Linked DNA regions of Homo sapiens: region 1 is linked to region 2. Evidence: chromatin contacts called from ENCODE Hi-C or POLR2A ChIA-PET data. All regions are on one chromosome and are shown on one strand. Each heading gives the region's core, a stretch centred on a gene start or an enhancer-like site at or near the end of the contact. The rest is flanking DNA. Distances are from core to core; before and after follow the strand shown. Region 1 overlaps RBL1 (RB transcriptional corepressor like 1). Region 2 overlaps RBL1 (RB transcriptional corepressor like 1).

What was found. A loop is a pair of places that touch in the nucleus more often than their neighbours do. ChIA-PET counts read pairs that join two places held with the same protein, here RNA polymerase II (POLR2A). Pooled maps may share reads with other maps.
Region 1: a loop to region 2 is called in a map of B cell, with 9 times the contacts of the local background. The contact joins two enhancer-like sites. A Hi-C loop is called at or near these places in 7 of 168 maps with a recorded cell type or tissue (B cell, CD4-positive, alpha-beta T cell, CD4-positive, alpha-beta memory T cell and 2 more), 7 of 37 single-sample maps with no recorded cell type and 14 of 50 pooled maps. POLR2A ChIA-PET finds 5 or more read pairs at or near these places in 25 of 52 experiments (AG04449, B cell, CD4-positive, alpha-beta T cell and 19 more).

The regions. Positions count from the first base shown.
Region 1 is chr20:37,004,279-37,011,125 of GRCh38, reverse strand. It overlaps RBL1 (RB transcriptional corepressor like 1), which reads left to right. Exons shown (of 22, transcript NM_002895.5): 20 at 3,567-3,715. Among named protein-coding and RNA genes, the nearest start is that of SAMHD1, 56 kb to the right of the region's middle. Within about 2 kb of position 3,030, at least 7 of the 41 ENCODE cell types and tissues checked have a DNase peak (open chromatin) inside an H3K27ac peak, as active enhancers do; they include B cell, CD4-positive, alpha-beta T cell, GM12878 and 1 more, where a contact is called at or near this core.
Region 2 is chr20:37,038,133-37,045,345 of GRCh38, reverse strand. It overlaps RBL1 (RB transcriptional corepressor like 1), which reads left to right. Exons shown (of 22, transcript NM_002895.5): 13 at 1,096-1,260; 14 at 5,061-5,193. Among named protein-coding and RNA genes, the nearest start is that of RBL1, 54 kb to the left of the region's middle. RefSeq lists enhancers at 913-1,082, 1,823-1,922. Within about 2 kb of position 1,750, at least 6 of the 41 ENCODE cell types and tissues checked have a DNase peak (open chromatin) inside an H3K27ac peak, as active enhancers do; they include B cell, CD4-positive, alpha-beta T cell, GM12878 and 1 more, where a contact is called at or near this core.

The DNA.
Region 1 (6,847 bases), core at 1,781-4,280, 36 kb after region 2:
TATTTAGGCTGAGTGTTGTGGCTCATGCCTGTAATCCCAGCACTTTGGAAGGCTGAGGCAGGAGGATCCCTTGAGCCCGGAAATTAAAGACCAGCATGAGCAACACAGCAAGACCCCTGTCTGCAAAAAATGAAAATAAAAAATTAGCTGGGCATGGTGGCTCACACCTGTAGTCCCAACTACTTGGGAGGCTGAGGCAGGAAGATCACTTGAATCCAGGAATTTGAGATTGGAGTGCACTATGATTGCACCACTGCACTTCAGCCTGGGTGATAGAGCAAGATCTTGTCTCTAAAAATAAAAAAGATAATTATATGTATATGTATGTATGTGTGGACACACACACACACACACACACACACACATAGTCATGTGCCATATAATGATGTTTGAGTCCGTGATGGTCCACACATACAACAGTGGTCCTATAAGATTATAGTGCTGTATTTTTACTGTACCTTTTCTATGTTTAGATATATTTAGATGCACAAATACTTGCCATTGTGATACAATTGCCTGTGGTATTCAATACAGTAACATGCTGTACAGGTTTGTACCTTAGGAGCAATATACTATACCATCCAGCCTAGGTGTGTAGTTGGCCATACAATCTAGGTTTGTGTAAGTATATTCTATAGTATTCTCATGACAAAATCATTTCAACAATGCATTTCTGAGAAGATAACCCATCATTATGCAATACACAACTATGTATACATATATGCATATATATAATATTTAATACAGGGCTTGTTCATAGTAAGGCCTTAGTAATAGCTATTATTTATAAGCAATATCAAATTTATTGTATTAATGAGTATGGCTTTTTTAGCATTAGTCACACTTAATAAACATTCACTATTTTCATCAGTAAAAACCCATTTCTGGCCGGACATGGTGGCTCACACCTGTAATCCCAGCACTTTGGGAGACCGAGATGGGGTCTCACTGTGTTGCCCAGACTGGTCTTGAACTCTTGGGCTCAAGTGATCCTCCCACCTCAGCCTCCCAAAGTGCTGGAATTACAGGCATGAGCCACCATACCCGGCCAAGTATGTTTTTTTAAATGTCTTTTTTTTCTTCAGTTTTTTTTTAATTTTAGAGATGAGATCTTGCTCTGTTGCCCAGGCTGGAATGTAATGGGGCAATCATAGCTCACTGCAACCTTGATTTCCTGGGTTCAAGCGATCCTGTCATCTCAGCCTCCCAAGTAGCTAGGGCTAAAGGTGCATGCCACCACACCTAGTTTTTAAATTTCTTTAATTTTTAAAAAAATTTTTATAGAGACAGGGTTTCACCACACCCAGCCTCCCACAATTTTAAATGTTTGGTTCATTCAAGTAAAGTATAGCTCCTTACCTTATGTTAGTATTAACAGCTGGAATTGGAATGACACAGAAATATAGAGACACTATAGTCTCTGTCTCAAGAAATTTCTAATCTAAGGAGGACATTAAATAATTTTAGACCAGGCGTGTTCGCTCATGTCTGTAATCCCAGCACTTTGAGAGGCCAAGGTGGGAGGATCACTTGAGCCCAGGAGTTAGAGACCAGCCTAGAAAACATAGGGAGACCCTGTCTCTACAAAAAGTAAAAAAAAATTAGCTCGGTGTGGCAGCGTGCACCTGTAGTCCCAGCTACTCGGGAGACTGAGGCAAGAGGATCAAGAACCTTTCATAAAAACAAAACAAAAAAATAATTTTAATTGATCCATATAATGAGAATAACCTAGAAGAGCTGTTAACAAGCCAGTATCCTTTGAAACAGTGTTTCCCAGAATGGTAGTATAAGTGTTTTGGGGGGTCCAGGCGCAGTGGCTCACGCCTGTAATCCCAGCACTTTGGGAGGCCAAGGCGGGCAGATCACCTGAGGTCAGGAGTTCGAGACCAGCCTTTCCAGCTGGCGAAACACCATCTCTACTGAAAATACAAAAATTAGCCAGACGTGGTGGCATGCTTCTGTAATCCCAGCTACCCAGGAGGCTGAGGCAGGAGAGTCGCTGGATCCCAGCGGGCAGAGACTGCAGTGAGCCGAGATTGCACCACTGCACTCCAGGCTGGGTGACAGAGCAAGACTCCGTCTCAAAAAAAAAAAAAGTGTTTTGGGGGAAGAGAGACTATACACAAAAAACTGGGGAAGTATGGAATTAAAGTGAACATGAGAGTTATTTTTTTTCCCCAACTGCAGTACTTCTCAGAGCCTTATACTAACATGAATTTCTGAATTTCCAATATAATATACAGCATTTCCTCAACTTTATTTAACCACATAGCTCCCCTCCCCTCCCACCCTCGTCAAGATCCTTTAGAAATAGCAGAAGTGAAAAAGACATCCAAATTAAGACTGACATCCCCTGGGGCTGTTTGGTTTTTGAACCATGTTTGTGTTTTCTGGTTTTCCTAAGGTGAAGGCATTGCTTCTACCCATGTTCTCAATGTTTGTAGGCCAGTGTATTGAGAATGAGAGCTTTTTTCATATATGTGCTAAATTCTTTTTAATTGGTAGTGGTTTTCTTAGCACATGGTTCTTGTGTATACAAGTAAATGATAGTTTGTAATACCCTGTAATACTCTTCCTTCCCCAAAAAATAGTAGGACAAAGTTCTGCCTGGTTTCACAAGCTATCCCAGAGTTGCACCATTAAGTAGGAAACTATGTTGGGGTAAGCTGTTATTTTACAATTGAGGGTGCTCAGTAAAACCTGAACACTGGTTCCTGATCAGGGTTCCTGTTGTATGTGGTACAATAAGGCTCTTAGAACACCTGTCACCTGCCATGTATTTGCAGAGAAATAAATGTAATTCATTTTGCTTCTTCCTTAACCTCTCAGGATATGCTTTACCTTTTAGAATCTTTCCACCTTTCTCAAAGACACAAGAAGAATATCTGCAGGCCTTTTAGTTGTCTGAAGCTGAGGTTTGCCACTGCCTCCCATACTGTAGAACTTAGCTAAACACCAGCCCAGGGCTGTTACCCCTCTAAGAGCCACTAGTGACAGTGAGCTCAACAGCTATGGTTGTGAAAACATTCTGAAGTGGAATCTAGAGAAAAGAGCACCACCTTCAGTTCATATGTTTGCATTTCTCTAGATTCCAATTTGACTTATAAGTAATACAGATGGATTGCTGAACCTTCTCTGAAAATATTAATTTCTCTACATAAAGATTTGTGGGTTTTTTTTAATATTGTAGAAAGGTCATTTAAATCACCAACTTGTATATTAAAGTATGCTTTGTGGCTGGGCATGGTGGCTCATGCCTGTAATCCCAGCACTTTGAGAGGCTGAGGCTGGTGGATCACTTGAGCCCAGGAGTTGGAAACCATCCTGGGCAACATGGCAAAACCCCGTCTCTACTAAAAATAAAAAATAGCCAGGCATGGTGGCACGTGCCTGTGGTCCCAGCTACTCAGGAGGCTGAGATGGGAGGATCACTTGAATCCAGGAGGTCAGGGCTGCAGTGAGCCAAGATTGCACCACTGCACTCCACCCTGGGTGACAAAGTGAGACCCTGTCTCAAAAAAATAAAAAGTATGCTTTGTATCACAACATTGCATTCTTTTTAACAGACTTAGAAGATGCTACAAAAACACCTGACTGTTCCAGTGGACCAGTGAAAGAGGAAAGAGGTGATCTTATAAAATTTTACAATACAATATATGTAGGAAGAGTGAAGTCATTTGCACTGAAATACGACTTGGCGAATCAGGACCATATGGTATGTTCTATGTTTTACTACTTTATTATTATTTGCTGTCATAGTTGGATTACTATAAGTTTATTTTGCTAGATAAATATGTCCAAGTAAAATTACTAGCAATTAATCAGAGCATGTCCAGTAACTTAATCAGTGATTAAGGCTATGGTACAACAGAGACCAGAGGAAATCATGGGATCTGTTGCCCAGGCTAGAGTGCAGTGGCGAGATCTGGGCTCACTGCAACCCTTGCTTCCAGGCCTCAAGCGATCCTCCCACCCCAGCCTCCCAAATAGCTGGTACGACAGCCACATGCCCCCACGCCTAGCTAATTTTTTTGTATTTTTAGTAGATACGGGGTTTCACCATGTTGGCCAGGCTGGTCTTGAACTCCTGGACTCAAGCAATCTACCCACCTCAGCCTCCTAAAGTGATGGGATCACAGGTGTGAACCACCACGCCTGGCATGAATTTTATCTATACCATGATTATGTTGCTAGAAATTCCGTATACATATGGGTAAGAACTTGATGGGAACATGAATATTAAAACAACTAATTTGTTTTTTTTGTTTTCTTTTTTTTTTTTTTTTTGAGACAGTCTCACCCTGTCACCCAGGCTGGCGTGCAGTGGTGCGATCTCAGCTCAACTGCAACCTCTGCCTCCCGGGCTCAAGTGATTCTCCTGCCTCAGCCTCCCTAGTAGCTAGGATTACAGGAGTGTGTCACCACACCTGGCTAATTTTTTGTATCTTTAGTAGAGACAGGGTTTCACCATGTTGGCCAGGCTGGTCTTGAACTCCTGACCTTGTGATCCGCCCACCTCGGCCTCCCAGAGTGCTGGGATTACAGGCATGAGCCACTGCACCCAGCAAATTTGGTAAATTTTTCTGTTGTTATATTGTGAGATTAATGTTTTTCTCAAGTCAAAGACAAAAGGGGCCAGGTGTGGTGGCTCATGCCTGTAATCTCAGCACTTTGGGAGGCCTAGGCGGGCGGATCACCAGAGGTCAGGAGTTTGAGACCAGCCTGGCCAACATGGTGAAATCCCATCTCTACCAAAAATTAGCTGGGCGTGGTGGCAGGCACCTGTAATCCCAGCTACTCGGGAGGCTGAGGCAGGAGAATCACTTGAACCCAGAAAGCGGAGGTTGCAGTGAGCAGAGATCGCGCCACTGCACTCCAGCCTGGGTGACAAGAGGGAAACTCTGTCTCAAAAAAAAAACAAAAGGAGGTCAGGTGCTGTGGCTCATGCCTGTAATCCCAGCACTTTGGGAAGCTAAGCCTGGAGGATTGCTTGAGCCCAGAAATTTGAGACCAGCCTAGAAACACAGGAAGACCCTGTCTCTTAAAAAAAAAAACTAAAAACTAGCCGTGTAGTGGCTGGTACACACCTTTAGTCCCAACTACTCAGCAAGCTAAGGTAGGTGGATCGCTTGGGCCCAGGAGGTCAAGGCTGCAATGAGCCACAATCGCACCACCACACTCCAGTCTGGGCAACAGAGCAAGACCCTGCCTCAAAAAAAAAAAAAAAAAAAGAAAGAAAAAAAAAAAAGAAAAGAAGGCCCTAGCAGAAGCTGCAGCCGGACAGCCAATAGCTGTTTCTATGTATCTATGTGCCTCTGTAGATTTCTGTTCTTCCTCTTTTCATGGAATATGGTCTATGACTATCCTCAGAGGTCATAACTGTTCATCCTGCTTCAGTTTCACTTCCCCTCTGTCATGTGCTATACTCGGAATATCTCTACCATCTTAATTTATTTCCATTATACAGGATATTAAAAATGAAATCCTTGCTCATCCAACTTATTTATAAATCTTTTCCATTTCCATATGAAGTCTTTCCCATTTCATTAACAGATTTTTTCCACGTTGGAATCATCCTGCTGGCTAATAGAATTCTCTGCCTCTTTTATTCTCTCTGCTACTGCTTTGGTTGTGAGCAGGTATGTGTGTAGAGAGAGCTTGTTACAGCAAGTGTTAGAAGATTGGTTACTCTTTGTCCCTACTTTTTTTTTTTTTTTTTGAGAAGGAGTCTCGCTCTGTTGCCCAGGCTGGAGTGCAAGTGGCACAATCTCAGCTCACTGCAACCTCTGCCTCCTGGGTTCAGGCAATTCTGTAACTCAGCCTCCTGAGTAGCTGGCATTACAGGCGCCTGTCACCACGCCCAGCTGATTTTCGTATTTTTAGTAGAGACAGAGTTTCACCATCTTGGCCAGGCTGGTCTTGAACTCCTGACCTCATGATCCACCCGCCTCAGCCTCCCAAAGTGTTGGGATTACAGGCATGAGCCACCGCGCCCAGCCTGTCCTTACTTTTTAAGCATGAATATGAGGTTCTCATGCTCGTGGCTTAACTCCTGGTGTCTTGTCCAGAATTTTTTTTTTCTTTTGAGACAGAGTCTCACTCTGTCACCCCAGGAGGAGTGCAGTGACATAATCGCAGCTCACTGCAGCCTCTGTCCCCGGGTTCAAACAACTGTCATGCTCAGCCTCCCGAGTGGCAGGGACTATAGGCGCACGCCACCACACCTGGCTAATTTTTATATTTTTAGGAGCTACTCAGGAGGCTGAAGTGGGGTTTCACCATGTTGGCCAGGCTGGTCTCCAATTCCTGGCCTCAAGTGATCCGAGCACCTTGGCCTCCCAAAGTGCTGGGATTATAGGAGTGAGCCACTGCACCCGGCCCCAGAATTCTTTTTTTTTTTTTTTTTTTTTTGAGGCAGAGTCTTGGTCTGTCACCCAGGATGGAGTGCAGTGGCACAATCTGGGCTCACTGCAACACCTCTGCCTCCTGGGTTCAAGCAATTCTAGTGCCTCAGCCTCCCAAATAGCTCGGATTACAGGCATATGCCACCACGCCCAGCTAATTTTTGCATTTTTAGTGGAGACGGAGTTTCACCATGTTGGCCAGGCTGGTCTCAAACTCCTGACCTCAGGTGATCCGCCCATCTCAGCCTCCCAAAGTGCTGGCATTACAGGTGTGAGCCACTGTGCCTGGCCAGAATTCTTAATACTAGTTATAGGACTTCCTGAAAGATCCAGGAAAATAGGCCGGGCATAGTGGCTCACACCTGTAATCCCAGCACTTTGGGAGGCCAAGGTGGGTGGATCACCTGAGGTCAGGAGTTCGAGACCAGCCTGGCCAACATGGT
Region 2 (7,213 bases), core at 501-3,000:
TCATGAGGTCAGGAGATTGAGACCATCCTGGCTAATATAGTAAAACCCCATCTCTACTAAAAATACAAAAAATTAGCCAGGCATGGGGGCACGTGCCTGTAGTCCCAGCTACCCGGGAGGCTGAGGCAGGAGAATCGCTTGAACCTGGGAGGCAGAGATTGCAGTGAGCCGAGATGGCGCCGCTGCACTCCAGCCTGGGTGACAGAGTGAGACTCCGTCTCAAAATAAATAAATAAATAAATAAATAAATAAATAAATAAATAAGTAAATAAATGTGAATATTAAAGTCATACATCATAATCTATTAACAATCATATTATTAATATTTTGTGTATATAAACTTTATTCTAGATACTTCCCTTATAAAATGGAATTATAGTGTATATACGCAAAGTCACTTTAAATAGTTCATTCATTCTGTTATTTTGAGTTAGTGGAAAAAATAGTCTGGAAAGGAGCAATACATTCAAAATAGAACTAGACTTGGAACCCAAGACCTGACTTCTCCCACTGTTGGTCTGTTGACCAGTTTTCACCTATCGTTGCCTCAAGTTGTCATTTATAATATAAAACGTGAAAAACAGAAATATATGTGAACATATTTTAAAGAACTTAAAAACTCCTTTATAAATTAGAAGATGTTAGTAAGCCACAGAATTATGGTTCAAAGATGACTTTGGTTCTGTGCCACAGAATAAGGCCACAGTGGCCGGGCGCAGTGGCTCACAACTGTAGTCCCAGCACTTTGGGAGGCCTAGGCGGGCAGATCACCTGAGGTCAGGAGTTCTAGACCAGCCTAGCCAACATGGTGAAACCTCGGCTCTACTAAAAACTACAAAAATTAGCCAGGTGTGGTGGCAGGTGCCTGTAATCCCAGCTACTCGGGAGGCTGAGGCAGGAGAATCACTTGAACCTGGGAGGCAGAGGTTGCAGTGAGCCAAGATCACACCACTGTACTCCAGCCTGGGCAACAGAGGGAAACTCCGTCTCAAAAAAAAGAAGAAGAAGAAGAAAGCCACAGCTAGTCCTACATGCAAGTCCAGACTAGAACTAACTGCTTGAAACCACATTGCCTTCTCACTTTCTCCTCTGCAGGTTATTGAGGTGGTGATCCGCTCAGAAGAGGGGCTCTCAAGGGACATGGTGAAACACCTAAACAGCATTGAAGAACAGATTTTGGAGAGTTTAGCATGGAGTCACGATTCTGCACTGTGGGAGGCTCTCCAGGTTTCTGCAAACAAAGTTCCTACCTGTGAAGAAGTGAGTCTGGGCAAGGCTGATAATCGTATCATTAAAAAAAAAAAAAAAAAAACCAGCTTTATTGAGAGATAATTCCTATACCATAGAGTTCACCCATTTTAAGTGTACAATTCAGTGGTTTTAGTATATAAATAGATATGTGCAGCCATAACCACAATTTTAGAATATAGTCATCACTTCAAAAAGAAACCTACATCCTTTAGCTATCACTTCCCTACCCCCGAATCTTCTCCCTAGCTGTAAGTAACCACTAATCTACTTTCTGTCTCCATAAATTTGCCTATTCTAGACATTTCATATAAATGGAATCATAAAAATGTAGTCCCTTTTGACTGGGCATCTGTCACTTAGCATAATGTTTTTAAGGTTCATCCATGTTGTAGAATGTATCGGTATTTCATTTCCTCTCTTTTTTTAAGGCGGGGTTTCACTCTTGCCCGGGCTGGTGTGCAGTGGACAAAGATGGTGCACTGACTACACCCTCAACTTCCTCGGCCCAAACTGTCCTTCTGCCTCTCAAGTAGCTGAGACCACAGGCACATACCACCACACCCACACCCGGCTAATTTTTTTTTCTTTCTGTTTTTCTTTTTTTGAGATGGAGTCTTGCTCTGTCACCCAGGCTGGAGAGCAGTGGCACAGTCTCGGCTCACTGCAACGTCTGCCTCCCAGTTCAAGCAATTCTCTGTCTCAGCCTCCCGTGTAGCTGGGATTATAGGCACCCACCACCACACCCGGCTAATTTTTTTTGTACTTTTTTTAGTAGAGACGGGGTTTCACCATCTTGTCCAGGCTGTTCTTGAACTCCTGACCTCATGCTCCACCTGCCTCAGCCTCCCAAAGTGCTGGGATTAGAGGCTAGAGGCTTGAGCCACCGCGCCTGGCCACACCCGGCTAATTGTGTGTGTGTGTGTGTGTGTGTGCACGCGCGCATGTGTGTGTAGAGACAGGATCTTGCCATGTTGCACAGGCTGATCTCAAACTCCTGAGCTCAAGCAGTCCTCCCATCTCAGCCTCCCAAAGTGCTAGAATTGCAAGTGTGAGCCACCACATCTGGCTCATTTCCTTTTGTTGCTAAGTAATATTCCATTGTATGGATGCTACATTTTATTTATCCATTCATCGGTTGATAAATATTTGAGTTGTTTCCACCTTTTGACTTTTTTTTTTTTTTTTTTGGAGGGGGGGGGACAAGATCTCACTCTGTCACCCAGGCTGGAGTGCAGTGGCGCCATCACGGCTCACTGCAGCCTCAACCTCCCAGGCACAAATGATCTCCCCACAGCCTTCTGAGTAGCTGGGACTACAGGCACACACACCACACCTGGCTAATTTTTGTAGTTTTTGTAGAGATGGGATCTCCCTATGTTGCCCAGGCTAGTCTTGAATTCCTGGGCTCAAGCGATCCTCCCACCTCAGTTTCCCAAAGTGCTGGGATTACAGGCATGAGCCACCACAACTAACCCCTTTTGGCTATTATGATTGATGCTGCTATGAACATTCAGGCACAAGTTTTTGTGTGAACATATGTACATATGTTTTCATTTTTCTTGGAGTGGAATTGCAGGTTCATATGGTAACTCTGTTTAAGCTTTTGGGAAACTGTCAGACTGCTTTCTAAAATGGCTGCACCATTTTATTGTTCCTACGGTCAATGTAGAAAGATTCCAGTTTCTTCATATCCTTGCTAATGCTTGTTATTATCTGCCTTTTTAATCCTGCCATTCTAGTAGGAGTGAAGTAATATCTCATTGTGGTTTTATTTGCATTTCCCTGGTGGCTAATGATGATCAACATCTTTTTATGTGCTTGTAAGCTGTTTGCATATCTTCTTTGGAGAAATGTCTATTCAGATCTTTTGCCCATTTTGTAATTGGGTTGTCTTTTTATTATTGAATTATAGGAGTTCTTCATCTATTCTAGATACAAATCCCTTATCAGATAAATGATTTGCAAAATGTTTCTCCCATTTTCTAGGTTGTCTTTTCACTTTCTTTTTTTTTTTTTTTTTTTGAGACAAAGTCTTGCTCTGTTGCCCAGGCTGGAGTGCGGTGGCGTGATCTCGGCTCACTGCAAGCTCCACCTCCCGGGTTCACGCCATTCTCCAGCCTCAGCCTCCTGAGTAGCTGGGACTACAAGCACCCACCACCACGCCCAGCTAATTTCTTTATATTTGTGGTAGAGGCAGGGTTTCACCGTGTTAGCCAGGATGGTCTTCCAAAGTGCTGGGATTACAGGCATGAGCCACTGCACCTGGCCTGTCTTTTCACTTTCTTGATGGTGTCTTTGAAATGCAAAAATTTTTAATTTTGATGGTGTCCAATTCAGATATTTTTTCTTTTGCTTCTGCTTTTTGATATCATGTCTAGGAAACCATTAAACTTACTTAAAAATTTTCAAATGTCTGTATAAAGATTGAACACTTTTCATTGGTGGTATTCAGAATTAAAAAATAAAAAACAGAGGCTGGTGCAGTGGCTCATGACTATAATCCCAGCACTTTGGGAGGCCAAGGCAAGTGGATTGCCTGAGGTCAAGCGTTCGAGACCAGGCTGGCCAATATGGTGAAACCCCGTCTCTACTAAAAATACAAAAAATTAGCTGGGCATGGTGGCACACACCCATAATCCCAGCTACTTGGGAGGCTGAGGCAGGAGAATTGCTTGAACCCAGGAGGCGGAGGTTGCAGTGAGCTGAGATCGTGCCATTGCACTCCAGCCTGGACAACAGAGCGAGACTGTGTCTCAAAAAAAAATTAAATGAATAAATAAATAAAAATTAAAAATGTGTGCCCAGAGTTGTGCACAAATTACATTTTTAATAGTAGTATCGTGAGAAATTGTGGGGTTTTTTTTGTCTACTTCTGTTATTCTTTTGTAACTCGTGTCTTTTGATTCTTTGTTTTGTCTCCTTATGTACTTCATTAATCTTCTTGAATTTTTCCCTAATCCCAAACTACTAGAACTGTCCAAGGCCAGGAGGAATTGGAAAGAAGATGGTTTCTTGAAATCTCTCTTCCATACTTCTTTGGTCTTTTGCAGCAGACAGTAACTTATTGGGCCACTCTTCAGTATTCATCAGTTTATTTCCATTGAAGAACTTCAGACTCCTTCAAGTTCAAAAAAGCTGTGAACTTGAAGAAGGATTAGTATTGAAGCCGTTGCTCTTATAACTTACTAGTTGTGTGACCTTGGGCAAATTTCACATTCAGATCCTCAATTTTCTCATCCCTAAATGGAGAATGATACTGCCTACCTCAGAGGTTTAGTTCTTGTGGTTGGTAACTTACCTATATAAATTATAAGGTTAAATGAAATGAACTCTTTCCATACGTTCGTTAACATTAAGAATTGAGCACTTTATCCAAGTTGTATTTTGTGAAGAAGTGAGAAAGAAATAAAATAGTAAAAAAAAGTTAAGAAAACACTTTTTCGGCCAGGCACAGTGGCTCACACCTGTAATCCTAGCACTTTGGGAGGCTGAGGTGGGTGAATCATCTGAGGTCAGGAATTCGAGATCAGCCTGGCCAACATGGTGAAACCTCGTCTCTCCTAAAAATACAAAAATTAGCCGGGCATGATGGCACACACCTGTAGTCCCAGCTACTCAGGAGGCTGAGGAAGGAGAATTACTTGAACCCCGGGCGTTGGAGGTTGCTGTGAGCTGAAATCGTGCCACTGCATTCCAGCCTGGGCAACAGAATGAGACTTTATCTCAAAAAAAGAAAAGAAAACATTTTTAATAAGTTTTAATCAGCAAGTTTATCTATATGTAAATCAAAGGGTTTTTGTTTTCTACAGGTTATATTCCCAAATAACTTTGAAACAGGAAATGGAGGAAATGTGCAGGGACATCTTCCCCTGATGCCAATGTCTCCTCTAATGCACCCAAGAGTCAAGGAAGTTCGAACTGACAGTGGGAGTCTTCGAAGAGGTAGGTTCAACATTGGTAAAGGAATGAAAAAGTAACAAAGGGCATTTGGCTTTTTTTCAGGGAAAATTTTAAGTCTTGTGAGTATGTTATTAAGAAATCTAATTTATTCAGCAGGGTTCGAAAAGGAGCTTGATGCTTGTGCCAGCACCCCTGTGTAGCTCATTGTACACTATATTATATACTATAGTGTATTCTATATTAATAGAATTTTAAATGTAATTTATTTAATAAATATATGTAATCTTTCCTGAATGCTAATGGAGAACTGTTTAAATAAGCTAAAGTCAGGCACGATGGCATCTTTCTGTAGTCCTAGCTACTCAGAAGGCTGAGGCAGGAGTATTGAGGATTGTGTTTGAACCCAGCCTGGGCGAAATAGTGAGACCCCCCTCATGTCCCAGAAAAAAAGAAAAAGAAGAAAGGAAAAAACAAGATAAGTGTATTAGCCTGTTCTCACACTGCTAATAAAGACATACCCAAAATTGGGTAATTTATAAAGGAAAGAGGTTTGATTTACTCACAGTTCCACATGGCTGGGGAGGCCTCACGATCATGGTGGAAGGCAAAGGGAAGAGCAAAGGCACATCTTACATGGCAGCAGGCAAGAGAGCTTGTGCAGGGGAACTCCTCTTGATAAAACCATCAGATCTCATGAGACTTATTCACTATCAGGAGAACAGCATGGGAAAGACCCACCCCCATGATTCAGTGACCTCCCACCTGGTCCCTCCCATGACACGTGGGAATTATGGGAACTACAGTCAAGATGAGATTTGGGTGGGGACACAGCCAAACCATATCACTAAGCTAAATACCTACTTTTCCAAATTTCCCAAATTTATATTCTTCCTTTGCCTGTGTATGTCTCTGTAGAAAAACATTTAAAGCAAAATAAAATTTGTATTCTCTTTGGAATGCTTAAGTTCATCTAATAAACTAGTTATTTTTATTCTTAAAATAGTTCATTTTGAGACTTACCAATGGAAAGATTTTAGTTCATTCTTCCTTATTTTCTCTTGTGATGTAGCGAGCTGATGTGTGTATCTTGTGGATTATATAGCGCTTGGATTTTTAAAAATCAGTTAAAATCTCCTGACCACATAGTATCCCTTAACAAATCTTAGATGAACAAGTATTCAGGTTACATAGTACGGTACATCCATTTTTGGACTCTGTGTGATTGTGTATGTGTGTTTGTCTGTCTGCAATCTTTGCTTTACATGCAATGCAGGATCATAAAAATGACTGCAGGCCAGGTGCGGTGGCTCACACCTGTAATCCCAGCACTTTGGGAGGCCAAGGCAGGCGGATCACCTGAGGTCAGGAGTTTGAGACCAGCCTGGCCAACATGGTGAAACCCCATCTCTACCAAAAACACAAAAATTAGCTGGGTGTGGTGGCGGGTGCCTGTAATCCCAGCTACTCAGGAGGTTGAGGCAGGAGAATCACTTGAACCCGGGAGGCAGAGGTTGCAGTGAGCCAAGATCACACCACTGGACCCCAGCCTGGCGGACAGAGCGAGACTCTGTTTCAGAAAAAAAAAAAAAAAAAAAAGGCCAGGCACAGTGGCTCATTCCTGTAATCCCAGCACTTTGGGAGGCTGAGGCAGGTCAATCATGAGGTCAGGAGTTCAAGACCAGCCTGGCCAAGATGGAGAAACCCTATCTCTACTAAAAATACAAAAATTAGCCAGGCATGGTGGCAGGTGCCTGTAATCCCAGCTACTCGGGAGGCTGAGGCAGGGAATCACTTGAACCTGGGAGGCAGAGGTTGCAGTGAGCAAAGATCGTGCCATTGCCCTCCAGCCTGGGCGAAAGAGCGAGTCTCCGACCCAAAAAAAAAAAAAAAAAAGATTGCATAAGGTCAGGCACAGTGGCTCACGCCTGTAATCCCAGCAGTTTGGGAGGCCGAGGCAGGTGGATCATCTGAGGTCAAGAGTTTGAGACCAGCCTGGCCAACATGGTGAAACCCTGTCTCTACTAAAAATACAAAAATTAGCCAGGCATGGTGGTGTACACCT